Regions from separate parts of the Homo sapiens genome. Here region 1 is linked to region 2. The links are chromatin loops, found by intact Hi-C in ENCODE. Cell type or tissue: natural killer cell. All regions are shown on one strand. Each heading gives the region's core, and the rest is flanking DNA. Links, peaks and the distances in the headings are about the cores only.

The links. A loop is a pair of places that touch in the nucleus more often than their neighbours do. Peaks named below come from ENCODE experiments on the same cell type or tissue, not always from the same donor. Only the 100,000 strongest peaks of a DNase experiment are listed, where the experiment ranks them.
Region 1: a loop joins it to region 2, with 2.7 times the contacts of the local background. A loop is called at or near these places in 4 of 110 quality-filtered maps.

The regions. Positions count from the first base shown.
Region 1 is chr6:15,360,288-15,372,358 of GRCh38, reverse strand. All of the region lies in intron 1 of JARID2 (jumonji and AT-rich interaction domain containing 2), which reads right to left. Among named protein-coding and RNA genes, the nearest start is that of JARID2-AS1, 120 kb to the right of the region's middle. RefSeq lists an enhancer at 8,264-8,423. In natural killer cell, for the core only: no CTCF peak of the experiment used is centred there; a DNase peak (open chromatin) is centred at 6,878; H3K27ac peaks cover 472 bases.
Region 2 is chr6:15,293,023-15,305,093 of GRCh38, reverse strand. The region is part of intron 1 of JARID2 (jumonji and AT-rich interaction domain containing 2); the gene reads right to left. Among named protein-coding and RNA genes, the nearest start is that of JARID2-AS1, 50 kb to the right of the region's middle. RefSeq lists enhancers at 8,064-8,113, 8,144-8,233. In natural killer cell, for the core only: no CTCF peak of the experiment used is centred there; DNase peaks (open chromatin) are centred at 5,373 and 8,283; H3K27ac peaks cover 5,744 bases.

The sequences.
Region 1 (12,071 bases), core at 2,761-10,760, 66 kb before region 2:
ACATTAATATCCCAGGTAAAATCATGATTTGGGGTATTTTGGATATTCAGGTTCCCTTTGTTCAAGGAGAAGGCAGAAAATCTCATGGGCAGTCTGGTGCTGTTTTACTGGTTTATACAAAAGAATTGGTTTTTCCTCCCTAACACTGAAGGATCACAGAAAACTTCCATGGGACTCAATGAGAAGTCTAGATGATCTGACGTCTCCTCCAGCACTTACGTTCCTATACTCTGCATAAATACAAACTTCATTTTAGAAATCCAACATCATAGAGACTCTAAGCCCTAAATAACTTAAGCTGCACTTTCGTTAAGCTTCACAGATTTCCTAGAATGAGAGTAATTCTCCATCTTCTACAGCAAGAGGAAGAAAGTCCTGAGAGAACTAGGATTTCCACCTTCTCCTTCACATCCTTCACTCACAGAAGCCTGCCAGGCTGAGATTTCCGACTGCTGGGCAGTGCCTCTAGAAGAAGGAGGTACATCCAGTCTTCCTGTCCGCTCTCCCAAGACAGCCAAAACATCCACAGACCACGGTACGGGGTCAGGGTTCGGACATGAAGGCTAAGAGAAGCCAGCAAACCTTGCCCCAACCTAACAAGAGAAACACAATTTCTAACCTGCTACTGCGTGTAGGTCACTGGAGACCTTCCCAATCAAATGATTAAAAACCAGAAAAATGGAGGAACCCAAATACCAACCTGAGTAAAATGCAACTGACTTGACACCACAACACATGAAAAGCATGATATAGCTGAATTAATCTTTACAGCAACTCCCCTGGGTTTGCAAGAAAGCTCTCCTAATATACTAGCTGCAACTGAATGATAGTGTTAACTGCAGGAGGAGTTAATGCTTATTAGGCTGAAATCCACCTCTTCAGCAGCCTCAGTCTATTCATAAAGGCTGTCAGACAGAATTCTCTTCATCACCACCAGGTTCCTATTCTCACTGTTCGAATCTCCACAACAAACAATGACGTGAGATTATAAACTATTATTTCCTACATGTACACAGTTTATAAATTATAAGGCCCCAAAATAGCTTTCAATGTAAAATTCCCATGACGATTTATTGCATCCTGTGCAGGCTGGTGCCTTCATCCTGACTTCAGGCTCCAGTTGAGAGAATTATTCCCCTACAACTAATGTCTAATTAAAACATAAACCATGTGAGATGAAAACTACAAGAAAGGAAGCGCATTTAAGGTTCAGTTACTGACACAAGCAGCTTCATTACACCTATGAAGTACTTTAAATACAGGAGAAGCAAATCCATGACCCAGATTATGGGGTTTCAAATGCTACACATTAAAATTCAAACTTAAAACACACACAACACACAAGTGTTTTGTAATCTACAGTGCTGGTTGAGACTTGTCACCTGCTCCCTCAATGCTGATGCAAGACACAAATCTAGTAGATGAGTTGACTCAGTGCTGTTCACAAGAGATAGACCAGTAGGTAATAATTCCAAATAGTCCCAATTAAGCTGCCTTTCTCAACTGTAGGGTCATGGTGAATCATCCTTACCTTATAATCCTCTAGCAGAATCCCAGATGCAGACAGCAAAGGTGTGCCTGCACTCAACCTATCCAAGATGGGGGAGAGGAAGGCCAGAAGAAATATCCTTCCAGTTTAATGCTAACTCTGCTGTGGCTATATCATTCTTCATTCAGGATCAACCAGTACTGAACGCTCTAAAAAACAGCCCAGATATGGCCGGGCGCGGTGGCTCACACCTGTAATCCCAGCACTTTGGGAGACCGAGGCAGGCAGATCACAAGGTCAGGAGATCGAGACCATCCTGGCTAACACGGTGAAACCCTGTCTCTACTAAAAGAAAATACAAAATATTAGCCGGGCGTGGTGGCGGGCGCCTGTAGTACCAGCTACTCTGGAGGCTGAGGCAGGAGAATGGCATGAACCTGGGAGGCAGAGCTTGCAGTGATCGTGTGCAGAGATCGTGCCACTGCACACTACAGCCTGGGTGACAGAGCAAGTCTTTAAAAAAAAAAAAAAAAAAAAAACAGCCCAGATACAACTCTATCATTAGAGGTCAAGCAAACTCAAAATACATACACCCAATACAGACCTTCCTTTCCATTTTCTCAATAGCTGTCTTATTTAATTAGGCATTTAACCACGGGGCAAGGAAATCACTACTCTTGTTCACCACTGTATCCCAGCTCCTAAAACATGCCTGATATAGCAAGAGCTGAATAAATACTTCTGGAATCAATTACAAACTCAACGAAGCTCAGTCTCACTGTTCCCACTGACATTTATTTACCCCTACTCGCCCTGCCAGTGTCTAACATCCAGTGCCAGAAGTCACACTGCTATCCTCATAAAACACTCCCCACAGAGACTAATCCCAAGGGGCTCAGCCACACCTCTGATTCTCAGCAGAGGCTGGTGTCCTAGGGGAGACATCCTTCCTCCACAGTGGCTGCTACCACTCGTTCCTCAGCCACTTTGCAGTGTTCTCTGTAAGAAAAAGTGCCAGTCCAGATGTCCACATGGTCTTACACATGTAACAACTCTGTCACACTCCCATTTGCTAAATGTTGACCAATGATTCCAGCTACTCTTCCCCTACCCCACTTACATCTGTTCAGACTCTTTCTCCTGTATTTCCAGCAATCTCTCATGATGCTCCTGCCCGACCCTCTAGATCCAATAATTCATTCTCAATCATATGTTCAAGTCAACTAATAGCCCATTAGCACCTCACTGTCTGAAAATCCAAATTATCCCCTTTGTCCTCTGTAAACCACTTCAGGCCCCTTGGTAGAATCAGTCAGGGTTTGACAGTGCAGACCTCTTCTTGGCCCACTCTGGAATGGCCCACAAAACCAAGCACCCCATGCATTCTGGTTTACTGGTCAGCTTAATATAGAGGACACAGGAATACGCCCTTTAGAGGAGAAGTGATGGCTCCTTTTAAACTGCAGGATTACTGCCACTTTTGAAAATAATAGAATTTCTTATCAAAAAGAGCAATTGGTCAGGAATCAAACTTGTATATGGTCATAATTTTTTTTACAAAATTTACTAAAATTAGTAAAAAACACTGTGCCAAGTGGTTAAGGTACAGGTGGTCTGTGGGCCACAACTTGGCATTGCAAGTTATCTCTAACCCGGACTGTGAGTCTTTTTACTAAAAGACAAAAAGGAGAACAGAACCACTCACTGTTCCAAGTTCTATAATACACACATAAAATACCAGAGCTCAGAAAGTAAGCACATGATAACATCACATGCCTTTTATCAGACAACACCATGTAACAACTCTCCACAGCTGACGGTCCGGGCTAGAGATTCAACATATCCTTCCATAGTGTTGCAACTCCAAGACAGACCACCTGTACCTTAACCACTCGGCAGCCTGTTAGAAAAGCAGAATCCTGGGTCCCATCCAGATCTAGGGGCTCAGAATCTGCACTGATGCCCAGATGATTCTGGTACACGGTCAAGTTTCAGAAGCTCTGCTCTGCAAAATAGGACTCCATCCTGTGCCTATATACATCAGAAAGAAAAGATGAAACCTCCAAGACGAATGCTTCAAACATCCATCCCATGCGGCCAGTATTACTGTCAGAATTCAGATGTCTATATAAATATACCCTGAGAAATCTTCCTTTGACTCCTCTTCAGTGATCAAAGAGCACAGCGGAAAACACCCAAAAAGGTATGGCACTAAGTAATGCTAGTTCCTTTAATCATTCCTTACGTGACACGGTCTCTCAAACCCTTCTCTTTTGGTTACTCAACTTGGGATGACTTCTCTTTAAAACCCAACAACCAGAATTAAATATACATTCAAATTACATGTGAATAATCCTCCAGAACAGATCCAACACATACAAGAAGATAATTCTATTTCCATGCACAGTCTCATGACACTGCAGGATCTCATGAGTTTGCAGTTAACTATATCCTCCATGGTGACTGTTTCTTTGCAGGGATGGGGAGGAAGTAAGTAAAAGTATTGCATCACCATGAAACAAGAACCAAATGAAGGATCCAATCCAACCAAAAGCACAGCTCCCAGTGATACAATTTTATTTTCCTGTGATGCTCTCCTCTACTCATTTTAAAGACAAAAAAACAAAAAACATCAAAATTAAAACCTTGTACAGGCCACTGACAGAAAGCTATGTGTGCATAATATAACCAAGTTGTATTCAGACCAGGTTAATGAACTGCTTTACAAGACAAAAAGGTACATGATCCACACTTTTAAAAACCAGATTGTTTTGATATAGTTTCTAACTACACCAAGAGTTCTTATAATTTGTCTCAAGGTTGGTTGGATCACCCACCAAGAAAAAGCCTTTACAGGATGGTGTTCTGCAGTGACAGCCAACTCTTCAATAATATGGGCCCTCAAAAATCTCTGAAAAGGACTCAAGTACATTAGTGCAAGAAAACAGAGACATCCAGGTCAGTAAAGCTCGCAGAATGGGTGCCACCCAGAGGATGATACTTGGAGTCGACTGGAAAGACTTGAAAACTCCATCATGATTGTACTAACAGCAAACCTCTCCTGGGGAAGCAGGAGTTGGGCAGTGAGCTCAGCACCACCTGCATTTAATAATCATGATTTCTCTGCTCAGCCTTCCTTTAGTATAAGGTCCACACCACTGCTTTCTCCCTTTAGAGTCAAAGGTATGGGGGAAACGAAGTAATCGTGAAACTTTTAGTTATTTCTAGAGATGAATTCCAGAGTCTTGACGCAAATGTGGCATTGGTAGTCAGTCCATGGCAGATATCAGATCAGGAAGTAAAATTTCAAAACTCAGAAATGTGTTAGTAGCCAGAGATGTTAAATATGTAACTCACACTGACTCCTAGGTAAAAGCAAAATTAAAATTATTGGTTTGCAGAGGCTTCATGTAAACAATATATGAAAAAAAACTATTATTAGTAGTGGGGATAGAAGTGGGAGTAGGGGAAGGAATTTTCTATTACTAGCCTACAATTGGCAAACCATCGTTATGCAATTTGTTCATACCTTGGTTTTTATTATGGTTTCAAATTCAGGCCATCTTGATTTGGGAGAAGGAAACAAAGATGAAAAAGCATGGGTTAAAGGAAAACACATTTCTGATCAATTAAAAATCAATTTTCTGACAATTACATCTATTTAAAAATGGAAGACAGTTAATTTCCTATCACTTGCAGGCAAACTACCTTAGACACTCATGCTTCACAGGTAGAGTGGTCAAGTCATTTATTACCCAAATCAAGGGCACTGGTAGTAACGACAGGGAAATACCTCGTGGAAACTGGGTCATGGGTCAACCAACTCTACCAGGCCCCTTCCAGGAAATCTGAATCAATTAAAAACAAACCAAAAAAAGCCTACAATGACACAAAGACTTTTTTTTTAACCATATCTCCAAAAAGAAATAAAGCCACTACAATAAATATTATAAAACAAATATAACATAGACATAGCAGGATTGTAAGTGTGACACACATCTGTTCTAAAGTTGGAATTCAGACCCCCCACCAATGTTTTAAATAACAACCTGGTGATAAAGAGGCAGAAGGTGGCAACCTAGGTGCACTTACGGAAGGTGCTGCAAAAAAACAATCCTGCTTCCACTGGGCAGGGGCACAGGACATCAAAGGCTCTTCACAACCCCTAGTACCTAAAACCAACTGAAATGCAGAAATCGCCTTCGAATTGATGGGGCCATAGGAGACCAAGGAAAGGAGCACTCAGGATCACAGGCAGGAAGATCTCCTAACACAGAGCCTCTTTATTAAAATTCACAGAAATGCTAAGACATGGCAATTGGAGTTGCCAACCCCACCCCCCACCCCCCCCGCCCCCCCCGCCCCCCACCCACATATAGAGATCGCTAGAGCTCTACAGGTGGAGGGATGTGGCTACTTTCAAAAAGAAAAAGAAGTGCTTTTCCTGACTCCAATGCCCAAAGGACCAACATGCAATGTCATATCATGGGATTAAGGATGGTGGATCTGAACAACAGCCGTACAGAGCTGAATAGCAAATGAAAAAAAACATTCTAAAAAACTAGGCCCATGGACAAGGAAAGGATTGATTGCTATTTCCTCCTCCCAAGGATAAATGACTGGAATCCTGTACATGAATGCCTTTTATTTTCAGAACGTGTTTCTCATATACCTGCTGTTAAATCACCCTACTTGAAACAACTTGTGGCTGCCTGATATGCCAAACCTGTTCCAGCAACACTTTGAGAGAAAAACGAAAGCACCAAATAAAAAATTGGGAGGGAATGTTGATTCTTCCCACAGATTAAGTGTAAACAAAAATGGGGTTGGGGGTGATGAAGGAAAATGAGAAAGGTACAACTTCAACTTTGTCTAAAATAACCTTTTCTTCCCTTTTAACAAAGTAACAGTAGTACTAATAATTTCCAATTGATTTAATTCCAAAAAAAAAAAGTAGTCTGTCAATATTCAAATAAAGTGAAGCCTGAGTAACATTCACAACTGGAAATAAGGGGCCAGGAAACATCTTGAGAGAAGAAACTTACTTACTGAACTTGTGAATGATGTTCCCTTGCCTAGGGTTTAAATTAAAAGCACTTCAAAGCAGCAAATTTCTTCAGACAGACATGCTTCCCAGGTTAGGGTAAACGGCCTGAAAATGCTTCTGCAAGGAGAGTTTTACTTCTTCCAAACTCCCATTAAATAATGTGTACTTATCTTTGATTACTGCCTATTTAAAAAAAAAAAAAGCTGCAGCTGAAATTGGATTAAGAACTTCTGCTGAAAACGATTTATTGCATAACACAACTCTGACAGGCTGAATCTCCGGCCACCAACTGAGCCTTTATAAAAATCTGCTGGGCAGCTGCCAAGTCAGCTCTTTTGCGTCTGAGCATGTCAGACATCCGCCGTCGTCAAGGCAGCAGCATGGCAGCAAGACGTCCGCACGCTCATGGTTAAAGGGTGCAGTCAGGGAACAGAGCAGCCAGAACCACGCAACACGGCATTAAAACCTCCTGCAGTGCTGGATCTGACGGTTCGCTTTTTCAATGTAATCAAAAAAGACCCAAGATCTACAGCAGGATTATCTTCCAGCATCTAACAGACACCTGGATTGTCAATGTACCTTCACTGATGGAGTGGTGGCGAGGAAATCAAATTACAAATAAATTATTGGCCAGTGTCTTCAAAAATCAAATCAAATAAATAGTTCAATATCACCAATGCCAGTGTGCAACTATATATGACTTCACTTTGGGAATTTATGTTACTAGAATTTCCTTGGGAATTTATGTTAATTTATTTACAAAGAAATTCTAATATTTGGATCTTTTAATCACTAATGCCTTTTTATGTTCATTATGATATACCCCCAAAAAATCCCCAAATGCCACATTCTAATCTGCACCGTCTAATACAGTAGCCACTAGTCACATGTAAGTACTTATAATTAACTCAATTAAAATTTAAAATTAAGGTCCTTGAGTCATGCTGGTCACATTTCAGTTACTCAATGGCCACAATCCGACCACCTGTCAATGGACAACACAGCTACAGAACGGTTCTGTCATCACAAGAAGTTCTTTTGGACAGCACTGACATATCTGCATTAAATTGGATAGGGTTTCAATTGACATTGCGTGTTACGTGATAGTGCATTTTACTACGTCCCTGAGAGTCTTATGTGCCTTATGTGTTACTCCATTTACCAAGAAAACTGTGGGAGATAAGAAATCTTTTACAAGAAAATTAGAGTCTAAAGCAGGCAAGAACTATTCAAAGTGCAGACATCCACTCATACAACTCTCCAGGTTGGAAGTGGTTCCAGTCCTGTGGGGCACATCTGGCCTCTAGGGGTTTTGCAGGAAACCCCTCTTGCAGGAAACATCCTGAAGATGAAGTAAAGTCTGTCTGCAAAGCCTTGAAGACACACTGCTTTCCTACACCTTCAAATCCTTTTCTAAGGAAATCACTACAAAATAAAGCCTCCGGGATTGAGGCCAGACAAAAACCAGTCCTATCCACCAGCCAGTCTCCAAGTACCCACAGGGTGGCCAAAACAGGCTTGATTTGATTCATGGTTGCCCCTTACTGACAGGGCTGGTTAGAATTACGGCCCTGTGGGTGATGGAAAGGAGTTAGTGCTGCTGTTTCTTCCACCAGGACCCAGGACACTGCTGGGGGATCATTTTATGAGATCAATCAATGCCTGACTGACTCGCTGGCTTTTTTGGTTGAACAATAACTACCCCACCCGAACCCCAGCAAGGAAATAAACAGAAGTATACGTATATTGTCACAAGACTGGTTATCTCTGGTCATGTTATATTACAAACCACCAGTTTATTTTTGTCTATCTCATGCAAATTTCCACACTAACAGAAAGTCTACAAATAAACTCTGTCCTTGGACTTAACATAAACTGACATATTGCCTTATTTTTTCCAGAAACAGATAAAGTTGTCTCATATGCCTTAACCCCTTCCTGTGTCCTCCAGCCCTCCCAATAATTAATAACCACCCTGGGATTGGCACCCTTTCATTACAGGTATGGGCCTCCAGAAACCATTCTGATGCACATTTTCCCTCCAAAAAGCATTTCCCACTAATAACGTGTGTCCACCAAGCGACAGGGCACACACATTTCCTGTACATATTCTCTTCCACATTTTTCAACTAGCATACTTATCACACAAACATTTTTAAATGCTGAAACTGAGGTTCAGAGGTGTGAAGTAGTACAGATCACATTCTGACTAGTCTGTGTCTTACTCGCCTTTTATGTTCCTGAGACATAGCAATGAGTCCAGCACGTAGCAGGCACTTGAAGGCCATTCCAAGACACAACACAGGGAAACAGGTGGCAGGTGGAAAGAGTGAGAGGTACAAAGAAGCCTGGATTCCAATTCTGGAATTCTGTGAATCTTACAGTGGCTCATGTGTAAAACAAATAATTATCTAAGGCAATGGTGGCAAACTTGAGCAGACATCAGGAACACTCCCAGGGCTTGTGAACACACACTGTGCACAGCCTCCTTTCGCTGAGATTCTCTCAGGTGATGCTAATGCTGCTGGTTCAGGGATTACACGTGAGAAGTGCTGGTGTTTGAACAGCAGACATGCAGCCTATTCAACTTTCATCCTAGTCTTCCAGGAAAACTGTTCTCACTGCCATGAGAAACACTCTAATTGCCAAATTTAACGCAAACTTTTTATCGGCAACTGGACTCTCCCCTGGTTTTCCTGCCACACTAAAATACCTTTTCTGCTGTTTCATCACCTCCACCACCTTCAAGTTTGATTCTTCTGCCGTCCCCTTATCTCCAATCATAATCTAAATACTGATAACTACTAAATCATCTTCTTGACAATCTCCTCCCTCCCCACCACAACCCTCTCCACACCACCTTCCTGGCTACTCTGGTCTAGAAACCGAAACTGGACTTGGCACTTTTTTTCTCATTGTTGACATTTGCTTTCAAAATCCAGGTAATCCTGTCTGTCTCTCAATTCCTTGGATACCTATTTAAACCAGAAATCTCATCTCTTTCCAAAGACAAGAAATCTCCTAAAATGTCTCTACCACCAACTAATCCCAATTCCAACCATCTACCCCACGTTCTTTCTCTACAAACACAGCCACGCTGCAATTTGACACCATCCATGTCACCACTTCCCCTACTGAAGCCTTTCCATGGCTCCCCAGAATCTCAGAAGAAAACTCCAAATTTCCTTGCAGAGCCCATAAAGACCTATCATCAGCCTAACTTCCCTTACAGGCTTTAATTTCTACACAACTACCAACACCCCTAATTGATAAGGTATGAGCATCTCATAGGGGCAAAAGCTCTCATCGTCAGACCCCGTGTCCAAACAAATGCCAGTGTTTACTAACTGCATACTGATCATGACTTCAACAGTAATGCTACGGTAAATAGAGTTGCCTTTCTCAAGAGACAAGAATAAAAAGTCCATTCTCAATTCTTTTTCATACCAATGTGTTGGCACCTAGAAATAAACAAGTAGTCTTAATTTACCAGCTATGTCTGTTTCACTTACTGACCTAAGGCTGGCTGTTCGTTCTGTATTGCAAAGAATGCATGATCCTATGTAACCCTGAGAGAAGACCTCAATAACACTTAAACTGATATATTTTCGACAAATTAAATGACTCCTCTTCCAGGCCTGGTGGGGCAGCTCATGTCTGTAATTCCAGCACTTTGGGAGGCGGGGGGGGCGCAGATCACCTGAGGTCAAGAGTTCAAGACCAGCCTGACCAACATGGCGGAACCCACTAAAAATACAAAAACTAGTGGGGCATGCTGGTACATGTGTAGTCCCACCTACTCTGGAGGCTAAGACATGAGAATCACTTGAACCCAGAAGGCAGAGTTTGCAGTGAGCTGAGATCACACCACTGCACTCCAGCCTGGGAGATCAAGACTCCATCTCAGGGAAAAAAAAAAAAAAAAAAAAAGGGGGCTCCCAATCCAAAGACAAGATTTAACTCTACCTCTAACAATACTTTACAACAATCACCATTGTTTCAGCTACCTAAACAAAACTGAACCTCTTCTTTGGTCCGTGCATCCCAGCCAGTTCCAACATTTCTTCCTTTATGCAGAATGAGGTTTCTTGCAGTTGTTTAGCTCTATGACGCTGGAATAATGTGGCAGTTGGGGGTTTAATGAAGAAATTCACACTTACCCAAAGCCATGAGGACTGACCCCACCCTCCCGCCAAAAAAAAAGGTGGTATGGCATACATACAACTTCATTTTAAGTTAAAGCTGCTAGGGAAAGCAAATATGGCTATCAAGAAGCAAAGTTACGATTCTTCCTATCCTTACAGTTTGCAATCATACAAGAAACAAAAGGTGTGTTATAAGCAAAGTGGATGTATGTAGAAATTTACCATTTACACTTCGGTGATGTGTGTGAAAGGACAGAGGAGGAAGTGGGGGAGATAAGAAATTTGCTCTAAATGGGAAACCACTGGAGACTTCGGAGCAAAGAAGTAGCAGACTTTGAGCACTGACTGCAGTGTTGAGGGTAAATCATGGGGGACAGTGGTGTGGAAAAACAAGGGAGGCTGAGGCAGTTACCTGTACAAGAGATGAGGACCAGGGTGGTGCCAAAGACTGACAACTGGTTAAATTCTGGAACATTTACAACACTGGGCCAAGAGAAGGCTGACAGACTAGATGTGGCGTGTGTGAAAAAAGGGAGTCGAATACATCCAAAGGTTTTCAACTCAGTAAATGGAGTCACCTCCACTGAATTTTTCAATGTGCTGTTACCTGTTACAGACCTTAGAGAAAATACCAAAGTTCAGTCCAGAGACATGAATGTAGTTGGGTGGTTTTAATCGAAACTCAGAATATAAATTTAGGTGCCCTAATTTACTGAAGAGCAAAATAACAAAAAATAAACAAAAGCCTTTATGTATTGATTTAAAAGTCAGGAGTGAAGTCAAGTCAAGGTTGGCGGACCTTGCTGTGCCTTTTTTTGGCTAACAAGGTTTTCAGAGCCTTTGGGAAAACAATGCTTTAAAAAAGAAAGACTAGGTTGGGCGCAGTGGCTCATGTCTGTAATTCTCACACACTGGGAGGCTAAGGTAGGAGGATTGCTTGAGCCCAGGAGTCCAAGACAGCCCTGGCCAATATAGCAAGAGACCCTCATCTCTACAACAACAAAAATTTAAAATTAGTTAAAAACTTAAAATTAGGCATGACGGCACACTCCTGTGGTCCAAGCTACTCAAGAGGCTGAGGTGAGAAGATCGCTTGAACACAGGCATTCTGAGGTTACAGTGAGCTATGATTGAGCCACTATACTCCAGTTTGGGCAACTGAGTGTGACCCTGTCTCATAAAAATAAGATAAATAGGCCGGGCACAGTGGCTCACTCCTGTAATCCCAGGACTTTCGGAGGCCGAGGCGGGCAGATCACGAGGTCAGGAGTTGAAGACCAGCCAGGCCAACACGGTGAAACTCCGTCTCTACAAAAAATACAAAAATTAGCTGGGCATGGTGGCACATGCCTGTAATTCCAGCTATTTGGGAGGCTGAGGCAAGAAAACT
Region 2 (12,071 bases), core at 1,307-9,306:
ACCCTGTCCAACCAAAAAATCCCAGACTTGTGCTGGCTCCCAGTGGGCACCCCTCCTGCCAATCAGTGAGAAGAGAAAACTTGGTTGTGGTGACCCCAAAACAAGTCTTAAATGTTCCATCATAACTGGTTGTAAAAAGCAGTCAGCTGAAAGGGCCAATAAAGAGAGCGAAACACATGCTGGAAACAGCTGCTCCACCCCTCCCTGCACCTCACCAAGCAGATAAGATGCACCACCTCAACCTTGCAACCTGATGGTGCCCCCTGCCAGCACTGGACACACCCATGGACTCCCAGGAAAAACAGAAAATGCTCATAATCTAAGAAAGCAGATACTAAGTAAATTGGCCAGAGCTACTGCATTCTCTCTGGATGCAGGGCAGAAATCCTTAAGAGTCACAGAGCAGCCTATGGGTGGATTTTAAAGCCTACAAGGAAACGTTCAATAAATATTTGTTGATTGATTTTTTTAAAGAGATGATTAAAGGGTTAGAGGGGGAAAGGCCATGCTACAAAGGTCAAAAGTAAAGCATCACTCATCTAGATATGGGAGTCTGTGAAGGGCCTTCCGATGATTGTCTGGCTGCTTCAGAGAAGGACTGTAACCATGAGCTGGCTGCTCTCTGGTGTCTGCAACTTGGACGGACTGGGAGAGGTGGCCTGGAGGCTTAGAATCCTCTGGCTTTAGAGTCCTCTAAAAAAAGTGAATAAATTATCACCTCTCCAGATTTTACCAAAAAGTGCAGGTTTAACTAACCAAGTTACAGTGGGTGGGCGGGGGGGGGGGGGGGATCAGCAAATTATGTCCATTCTCTACCACCAGCTCCAGGAGGGAGGAAAAGGAGCAAAAGGAGGCTGGGACAACTGAGGCTGCGCAGCGAGATGGGCAGCTGATCCTGAGGCTCCTGAGCCCTGCGCCCTCAGCTGGTTATCAAGGCTGGTTATTAGCGGGAGTAGCCACTATCACCTGCACTTACTCTAGGACTGTTTACAGCAGTTGACATTTATTACCTCCTTTAATCCCCACAGCAACCCAGACCAAGGTTGAGACTGTGATTATCTCTCAGCTGAAGAAACAGAGGCCCAGAGAACATAAGCAACGTGCCTAGAGTCACACAGCTTAAACGAATTATCACTGTTGTTGAGGTCTCAACCCAGTGCTCCCAACCACTAAATTATGCCCTGGGTTTAATGCTGGTTTCAAGATTACCGATTATTAAACTTGCAGCCAGGATTCGCCCAGGTGAACTAAAAAGAAGGCACCTTACACTAATAATACAAACAGTAACCTCTGCACCTGAAATACCACTGTCAAATTGTTGAAAACTTCTATTTCCTTGTTCAACAAGCTTGTTTTGTTTAATAGTGATTGAGTTTGGGTTTTGTCCTTGGGAGCGGAGGTCAGTATTCAAAGCATTCCCAAATTGTTTAATCACATTGTTGAAATAATAACAAAGGAGGAGCAACTCTTCTCACATTGGGTATTATTTGGCTGGGCAAAGAGGTGAGAAGCATATTAAACAGTGCTTCCAATAAATGTATAGAAAGCCTATGAACAAAAATGTTGGACTTTAAAGAAGCCCTAAGGCTTAAAAAGCACCCACCAAAGAGGGAAGGCCAGGAGTTAAGTGGCTTTGCATGAGAGGCAATAAGCCTCTGGCCAGCCACACTGCCCGTGCAGGATTACTGCCCATAGCCTTGCTACTCAAGGCAAAGCAGTAGCATACTTGGGAGCTTATCTGAAAGGCACACCCTCAGGCCCTGCCTGAAACAGAATGAACCCCAGAATGTGCAACATTTCAACAAGATCCCCAGGTGATGCCTATGAATGTTCAAGTTCGAGGTGCGCTACCTATAGGATGAATGCCTTACATCATCATCACACATTCCACCAGAAAGCTGGTCGAGGAACCAGTTGCTACTAGTTTGTCACAGTAAGACCTAAAATTCTGTAGGCTACCTTTATAAATTATCAATTAGGATTATAATTCCTGGCATAACTTCGAATTTACTCAAAATCCTGTGTCATTTAACTTAATAACCATTGCTCACTTTGAAAAATAACCACCTGGGCCAGGTGCAGTCGCTGATGCCTATAATCCCAGCACTTTGGGAGGCCGAGGTGGGTGGATCACCTGAGGTCAGGAGTTCGAAACCAACCTGAAACCCAGTCTCTACTAAAAAATACAAAAATTAGCTGGGCATGGTGGCAGGTGCCTATAATCCCAGCTGCTTGGGAGGCTGCGGCAGAAGAATCGCTTGAACCCAGGAGGCGGAGGTTGCAGTGAGCCAAGATCACGCCATTGCACTCCAGCCTGGGCGACATAGCAAGACTCCATCTCAAAAAATAAATAAAAAATAAATAACCACCAAATAACCTGTGATCACAATAAACAGATACAAAATGAGGTTATATGTTATCCTTTGCCTTAAGGTTGGCTATCCTAGGCAATGGACAGCCTGATTTAGAAAGAAATTCTCACTTAACTAAAAGTGGGTCACCGTAAAAATTAACAAATCTAGCAAAGTAAGAAAACATGTAAAAGAAAGTACAGTGACCACAATCAATATAAAGCATAGGAATAAATCTTCCTGATTATCAAGGCAAAAACACCATTAGGCTTTGAACTACTAAGTCAACAATGGAAAGCTTTCTCTTCCTTACTCTTTTTTTTTTCCCAAGACAGAGTCTCGCTCTGTCGCCCAGGATGGAGTGCAGTGGCGCAATCTCAGCTCACTGCAACTCCGCTTCCCAGGTTCAGGCGATTCTCCTGTCTCAGCCTCCTGAGTCGCTGGGATTACAGGCGCACGCCACCACGCCCAACTAATTTTTGTATTTTTAGTAGAGATGGGGTTTCAGCACGTTGGCCAGGCTGGTCTCGAACTCCTGACCTTAGGTGATCTGCCCACCTCGGCCTCCCAAAGTGCTGGGATTACAGGCATGAGCCACTGCACCCGGCCTCTTCATTACTCTTCAAGTAACATGTTGGTAATAATGGTAAAATACCTGTAAAATGAAGACTTGAGATCAGGAATCATCATCTTTCATTCAGAAAGATGAAAAGGTATCACGTTTCCCTCCTATGTCCAAAGAGCTATAAACTATTCTTTCTCTTGACATATACTTTTCTGTTAAGTTACCAATGACCAAAAACACATACCAACGTAAAATTCACAAACACTGATCATCTATATTAGTCAAAACTTTTACTGCTCCAGAAAAGTAGTTCTCTTTCCCTATTACAGTCTTAGTCACTATACCAGGCATTTCCTTCTCAAGCTAATAATAAAACATGTTTACCAACATACCAAAGAGGGCAGCCCCATTTACTGATTTGAATTTAATGCTTGAGTATCCACATAATTTTCCTCACGTTTCAAATATACAAGACAACTATTGTTTTTCACTCAGTCTTCCTATCAAATCACTATGGGAAAAGGAAGAGACTTACCCCACAAAAACTACTTTTAAGGACTTACAGACTATTGAGTTAATTCCACAAGAGAAAATAAAATGTGGTCAACAATACTCATTTCATGTAATACTCGCTTAGTGGAAAATGGACTGCAATCATCCATCAGTGTAAGTTAACCTCCACAGTCAATAAATAAACGCCACTTCTAGTCACTCAGATGAAACCCGGGTGAGAGGGCTAGAAAAAAAATAAAGGTATGAATGAGATGTAGTAAACCTCTGAATATCACACTGATGACTGATTTCAAGCCAAAATGTATAGAACTCATGACAGAAAGTGAAATCCACATGATTAATATGGTGTCACTTCCAAATGCATTAAAGGTCTGCTAATACTCTCGGCACTCTGTGAAAAAAGAAAAAAATTTTATAGTAAAGAAGAGCTCAAGTTCCCATTTGCTAACTCAGGTACCACCCTACCATTTTGCAGATTTTCCTCTTTATGTGGCCCTTGCTGTTCCTTTGGAATTTTTAAAGACCTGGGATTTGAGTAATTGTAGCCATTTCTGAAATAGTTATGGACAACCCAGTTACTTATACGCTGCTTTAAACATTTGCTTTTGAGTATCTGGTTTATAGAGAGACTACATTTGCAATCTTACCTAGTTCTTTCATATCCAGAACCTTCTTACCCCAGTATCATTTGCTTGCTGTCTACCAACAGTCACTCATTGATAACTACCACTGATAGAGTGTGGGTAACCTTAACCTTTTTCTGTCACCCTTCCGTCCCAGACCTAAACTTTCCAAGTAAGAATTCAACTTCTGTGCAACACCAGAGTCCTCATGGTTACTGCATCCTGTAACACCTCTAAGAATCATACATAAAGGGGGGACTGCTTGCTCCCTTTCTCCACCCCTCCTCTCTGTCTCTCTCTCTCTCTCTCTCTCTCTCTCACACACACACACACACACACACACACACACACACACACAACATGAGGACACTGGGTCTTTGCAAACAGGTTCTACTGTCCAGTAAGTGGCTAAGAAATTTCATTCATAACTCGAAACAGATAGACTCCAAAATGAGCAATCTATAATTTTAAATGTTGTCATTAGTCTCCTGGCTGCAAGCGGTTAAAGAAGGCCTTGCAAGCTCATGAATTACGGGTACAGTTTATTACTCTGAATGAGCTCACAACAAGCACAGTATCTCAGGAAGATGGGAGGGGAAGGTTTCCAGGCCCAAAAGCTTACATGGAATGCAGCTTAAATGTCACTTATCCAATTGCAGGGGAATGATCCCTTCTACTCCCATGCCCTTCTCCGCTTCCCTCCTTGTACACATGTATTGTTATACACCTTTCCTTAAAATATACATCACACCAGGCTTTGCTCATTAGCCTTAGAGGTTTTTAAGTGTTTACAAGAGAAAAGGTCCTGTGGTCAAAGAATTAAAAACAGGACAGAACACCCATCCAACCTTCACTGCGGAAAATTTTTCCAACAGATTTCTGCCTATCCCAACCCCAAATGCAGGAGATAAAGAAGCACACCCTAAATCAGAGGTTTCTTCTTACAAACACTGGGCCAATGAGAAATCATATTTTGAGCATACATGGCATTCCATGTTGGTCACTCATAGAAGAATGGGGACATTATAACCTTTTGGAGGTTGGGAGGAAACAGGCAGTTCAAGAGATATGCAGAATCCCACATCCACAGGGCCTGAGATACCAACAACACTGGCCGGACAGGACCCCCATTTTCCTAAGGGACAGTGGGTAAAGTACGAGAAAGGATGAAGCAATCATCCTCAAAGCAACCAGGTCAAACTACCAGAAAAAAATGACTCACTGCTAAATATCTTATCTCTTTCACCCACACCCAAGCCCACCCCGCTGAAGTGAGGAAACAGAGGCTGCCTGAGTAGCTTCCGGCCAAATGAGGACCGCTCTGCGAACTGCCACTGAGAACCATCTGTGTGGCGCCCAAACTCTGGTGCAGTGGCTGGAGAAAGGGAACTGAGACACAAGCCACAGGTTTTGGCAGTCTTCTTATTTCCCCCTAACTGGCCTAACTGAGCAGGAAACCAGCAGTTCTCAACGCAGGCCAACTGAGGTTCCAAATCCAACTCTACCTTCTCCAAACTATAAATTCCTTCCTACAGAAAAAGGGATGGCATCTATTTCTGACACAAAGCACAGGAGTCCTGATGAAAAGCTGGGACTCAACAAATGTTTTGGTTCCCTCTGAAACTGCCCCACCACCTCAGTATGCAAGACCTTAACTCATGATCCCAGTCATCCCTTCCTCTACCAAACACACCTCTGTTGTACACACACCTAAAATTTGAGAACCCAATGAAGATTACAAGCTACCTACTGATGCCCTCATCCTTACAAATTAGGTGGTGGCAGCAGGGACAAAAACTACACTCAACGTTCTTTACAAGACTTTGGTCCTTCTCAAAGGAGGCTCCAGAGAACCCTATGTCCAAGGGGTTGTATTCAAAATTAAGGCTCACGGGTCAGTGAAGTTTGACAAATGTCGGGTACAGATAGCCAGGTTTCTTTCCTTCAGATGTGTTCGTGTACACCATGATCCTCTTAGAACCCAAGCACCCCAAAATTATTTCACCACCAAAGCATCCTCTCTGCTCCACCCGCCCCCCACCCCCGCAAATAAAATCATTCTCAGAACACATTTAAGGATACCCAGCACTAACTTCTCTTGTTCTAGTTTGCTAGTGGATTGATTTGGGTCTTTACTGAGAGAAGGGAGTGTTTTTGTAAGTAATACATGTATAAATGTTCACTTTTAAAGATGTAAACTATACTGAGTATGGAGAGTAAAAATATGAAAGTTTATTTTCAGCAGCTCAGGGAAACTGGAAAAGGCAATTATCCTAATCCTCTGAGGTTTCAACCGTACAAATAACAGAAAGTTAACAAAACATAAGAAACTCAAGGAAATTTTTTCTTTTTTTTTTTTTTTGAGATGGAGTCTCACTCTGTTGCCCAGGCTGGAATGCAGTGGCATGATCTCAGCTCACTGCAACCTCTGCCTCCTGGGTTCAAGCAATTCTCCTGCCTCAGCCTCCCGGGTAGCTGGGACTAGAGGCATGCACCACCACACCCAGCTAATTTTTGTATTTTTCCTAGAGGCGGGGTTTCACCATGTTGGCCAGGCTGGTCTCCTGACCTCAGATAATCCATCCGCCTCTGCCTCCCAAAGTGCTGGGATTACAGGCGTGAACCACCGAGCCCGAAAAGATACCCATGGAATTCTGAGTTCTCACTGTAGCAATGAGTGCTCTTGGGAACCTTATCAGAACTGTCATTGCACTAACAACTGCTAATGAAAACTAGCAGTCATTTCTCGCGAAAATATTTTCTTCTCTTTCTAATTTGTTCTCTTTTACTATTTTGCAAGCATAGGAGAGCGGAATCCAGAAGATACTTAATAAAGCAAATTAATCAAATAAAAAGAAATGACTTAAACTACAATTCAAATGCAATTTTGACTGCATTCTGATTACACCATTTTCTATTGCTACATATCAAGAAAAAGTTGGGTAAGCTCCCTAAAATGTCTTGGCTACTATGTTTCTGCTAAAGAGCTCCTAAGAAGAGGAAAGGAAAACATACTACATTTTAAACCTGACTCAATTGTCTTAGATCTACTTGTGCATAGATTTCATTGAATAAATATAAGAGGGCATTAAGAATGTTGTAGTTTCCCAGTCTTTTTTTTTTTCTTTTTCCACTTCCTAAATTTTCTGTACTACACATATGCTGATTTTCAACAGTAAAAATAACATTTTACATTTGTAGAGAAAATCTAGGGTCTACTAAATAATCTAGTACTTGTTTCCACTCTCCTGCTAACTCTGACAGGAGTGTTGTGGGAAACGAAGTCTGAAAAGGATTCAAAGGGGGCTAGGATTTGCCACAGATCCTGTAAAGGAAAGGATGAGGTGAGCTTACCAACCCCACTGAGTAGGGGCCAAACATCCTTAACAAGCTAGTTGCTGGCCAAGCACGGTGGCTCATGCCTGTAAATCCCAGTGCTTTGGGAGGCTGAGGCAGGAGGACTGCTTGAGGCCAGGAGTTCAAGACTAGCCTGGGTAACACAGCGAGATCCCATCCATACAAAAAAACACTTTTAGTTTAAAAAAAAAAAAAAGAGTGCTGTATGTGGAGGTCTGGGAAAGGACCCTGACTTATAAAAACACAACCAGGCCGGGCGGTGGCTCATGCTTGTAATCCCAGGCCGAGGCGGGTAGATCATGAGGTCAGGAGTTCAAGACCAGCCTGGCCAAGACGATAAAACCCCGTCTCTACTAAAAAATACAAAAACTAGCCAGGCGTGGTGGCGGCGCCTATAATCCCAGCTACTCGGGAGGCTGAGGCAGAGAACTGCTCGAACCCAGGAGGTGGTAGTTGCAGTGAGCCAAGATCACACCACTGCACTCCAGCCTGGGCAACAGAGTGAGACTCCTTCTCAAAAAAATTATAATTTAAAAAATAATAATAACCAGATAAGCAGTCAATGAATGACAACTAAAAAGAAATACCTACAAACATCTGGTTGTCACGACACCTATGGAGATGTTTTAGATGACAAGGACAGACTGGAAAGACTGCAGGACTTCTCAGATTCACTGCAGTTACTCAAACTAGGAGGGGACACTCTGAGGATGGAGACAGTCACAGGATGTAAGCAGGAAGCCAAGATAAGGCCACAGGGCCAGCCCTGAGGTGCTATGAATACTGCAGTGGAAACCAAAATGGAAAATGAAATTTAAGAAACAAAACCTTTACAACAGCATCAAAAACCATAAAGTGATCAAGACAGGGGGCTGGGAACACCCAAGATGAGCCTACAACACCTTAATGTGTCTGTCAGGAAGTAAGAGCTCAGAGGACGATGGGGACATGTTACAGGGACACGGGTAGCAGCTTTAAGGCCTCCCAGTATTAGTGTCCTCATTGTTAACTATGGCTTGGGAACAAAATATCCTTAATTTTAGGAAATAGACACTGAAGTATTTGGTGATAAGGGGATATTATATTTGCAACATATTCTCAAATGGTTCAGAATTATAAAAACTATGTGTTGCGGGGAGGATGATGGGGAGGGATAAGGGAGAGAGAATACTGTCACACAAATATGCTATGGTTAACATTTGGGAAAATCTTTGTACTAGGTTTTGCAACTTTTCATTAAAAAACCACTCGTAAAACATAACCACAAACTAAGTAAGAACAAATAAAAAAGTATGAAGGAAGATAAATGCCACCAGGAGCTCTGAGAGATGCAGAGAATATCGTGTTATATTGATTTGCTGCTGCAGTCTTCTCTAGCACAACGTTCAAATACTCCCAAAATGATTCTATTAGAATGCACGCTACAAATGCCCAAGTGCAGCAACTTAGGCTAGGAATTATGCCAAGAATAAAAAAACAATAGCATTTACTTCAAAGAAGTAAAAAATGTTACTGACCAAGGCACTGGTGTTTGATTTTGACTATTTTTAAAGGGAAACATCTTTTCTGGGTTGAGAAGAAGCAAGATCACAAAATAAAGGAGGTTGAAAAAATTACCGAAATACTTTTGTGCACGAGAGTCTAGCCTTACGAAATGGCTGGACAGGTGTAGTCCTTGGTCTTTCTCTGCGTGAGGTATAAAATGGTTTTTAAGTATAAAACCCTGCCAGGCACAGTGGCTCAGGCCTGTAATCCCCGCACATTGGGAGGCCAAGGAGGGTGGATCATGAGGTCAGGAGTTCGAGACCAGCCTGGCCAATATGGTGATGCCCCATCTCTACTAAAATACAAAACTTAGCTGTGCATGGTGGCGCACACCTGTAGTCCCAGCTACTTAGAAGGCTGAGGCAGAAGAATCACTTGAACTCAGGAGGCAGAGGTTGCAGTAAACCGAGGTTGTGCCACTCTACTGCAGCTTAGGTGACAGAGCGAGACTCCGTCTCAAAAATAAATAAATAAATAAATAACCCTAAGTGGCAAAGGGCCTATTCAGTATTGAAACATGTATTTCTGAAACCGGTCTTCATCATACAGCAATCTCCTTCCAATCAAGACTTCCAACAATAAATGCAGTATTCTTTCCATTACATCACAGAGCACCTATGCCAATGCTGAACCACTGTTTTCCGTTGAAATGGCCCTAAAATGCTTTACTCCACAAATCTTATTACCTATATAAATTAACTTCTAATTACTATTAGAAATGACAGGAGCAGTGGCTCACGTCTGTAATCCCAGCACTTTCAGAGGCTGAGGCAGGCGGATCACGAGGTCAGGAGATCAAGACCATCCTGGCTAACACGGTGAAATCCCGTCTCTACTAAAAATACAAAAAATTAGCCGGGCGTGTTGGCGGGCGCCTGTAGTCCCAGCTACTTGGGAGGCTGAGGCAGGAGAATGGCGTGAACCCAGGAAGCGGAGCTTGCAGTGAGCCAAGATGGCGTCACTGCACTCCAGCCTGGGCGACAGAGCAAGACTCCGTCTCAAAAAAAAAAAAAAAAGAAAGAAAAAAAAAAGAAATGACACATCTGGTCACACAAATGGTCTGCATGAAGTAATAAGATGGTTCTATACCAGGCAAAGACCTTGCTAGGCAGTTTCTAATCGCTCTCAGGTTATCTAAATTCTTGAATTTGGATTTATAGGTTTCCTTTTTCAAGAAATTATTAATCCACCAAAAAAGAAAAAGTTATCTCAATTCATTACACTCTCTTCCTAAAACAGCTTCTGCTCCAGGATGCCTGCTCTGTCCCAAGTTCCCAGATATCTTCCAGGAGACAAAGTCCTTCCCTTGTATCACTCACTATATGCAAAACTTGGGTTGAGGCCCTCACACTAAAGTCACACGACATCAGGGATACGCGCCACCCCAGCTTTAAGTGTACAATGTATTGGTTCTACAATTCATTGGTTCTTGACTCCCGACAGAGCAAGTTCTACCTCTCCAGCCTCATCTCCCTTCCATGTCCTGCATCAACCTCCCCACTCCAGCAAATCTGTATGTGATGCACACGCACACACAACACTGCACTGGGCCCTGCACTTTCACTCCTCCTCACTTGCTAGGGTAAGCAGGTTTTCACTCTGCTTCTCTAACCTTGTGACCTGTTACCTAATTTCTTCTCATCCTTTAAAAGGCACTGCAATGGCTCATGCCTGAATCCCAGCACTTTGGGAGGCCAAGGTGGGCGGATCACGAGGCCAGGAGATCGAGACCATCCTGGCTAACACGGTGAAACCCTATCTCTACTAAAAATACAAAAAATTAGCCGGGTGTGCTGGCACGCACCTATAGTCCCAGCTGCTCGGGAGGCTGAGGCAGAAGAATCGCTTGAACCCGGGAGGTGGAGGCTGCAGTGAGCCAAGATCACACCATTGCACTCCAGCCAGCCTGGCAACAGAGCAAGACTCCATCTCAAAAAAAGAAAAAAAGGGCACTCCCTTCCCTCTGGGGTGCACCTAACCTAAAGTGGTTGGCCTTCCTTTTCCTGGAAGCTTTCAAAAGGGTCTGTGCAAGTCCCTCACTTCACTGACCATACTATAAGGGGCAGCTGTTGCCTATTATTGGAAGTAGAAGTCCTGACTACTGCAACTTGGCATAGGAGTCACAAAGGAAAATGGCAATGTCAAACACTGGATCAAACAATGCTTTACTCACACAGAAAAGAGATAGAGAAAGATCAACTTCCGGAGCAGGCATTGGTGCCCTGTGACCAGCAGGTCCCTCCTGGCAGCCAATGCCAGGCCACTGGCCTGCATGCAACCCTTTTGTGTTCAGAGGACAAATATAGCAGAGGAGTTGGCCAGATGCTATGACATACCCACTTAAGCAGAACAACAAAAGAGCACAAATTGATTCTGAAACAGGGAGACACATTCCCACAGAAAGTGAGAAATCCGGCACAGGCTGTGAGGACTCTTCATCTTCTGGTAAGGAAGCATCCAGTCTCAAGGACCATTCTTAGGAGGTCAAGAGAGGTCAAGTCTGCCTGTATGACACTGCCTAATACCAATGATCAGTTTGTATACCTGTCTCCCTGGCTAGGAACAACCTTCTGAAAAATTCTAAGAACTCAGTGTTTACTAAATAAATAGAAATACATTTAACAAGGCCTTATCACAAACATTTACAACATCCGTTCAAAAATTCTGCCCACTAATTCCTTCATCTGTCCCTTCAAAGAGCTAGCAGGTTTTTTGGGTTTTTGTTGAGATGGAATCTTGCTCTATCACCCAGGCTGGAGGGCAGTGGCACCATCTCAGCTCACCGCAAGCTCCACTTCCTGGATTCAAGCTATTCTCCTGCCACAGCCTCCCCAATAGCTGGGATTACAGGTGCCCACCACCACGCCAGGCTAATAAGGGCCTGTGCAAATCCCTCAGTTCACTGACCATACTGTAAGTGGCAGGTGCTGCCTATTATTGGAAGTAGAGGTCCTGACTACTGCAACTTGGCATAAGCGTCACACAGGAACATGGCAAAGTCAAGCACTGGATCAAACAATGCTTTACTCACACAGAGAAGAGACAGACAAAGATCAACTTCCCAAGCAGGCACTGGTGCCCTGTAAAACTTTTTATAGTTGCATTTACACATAAGTC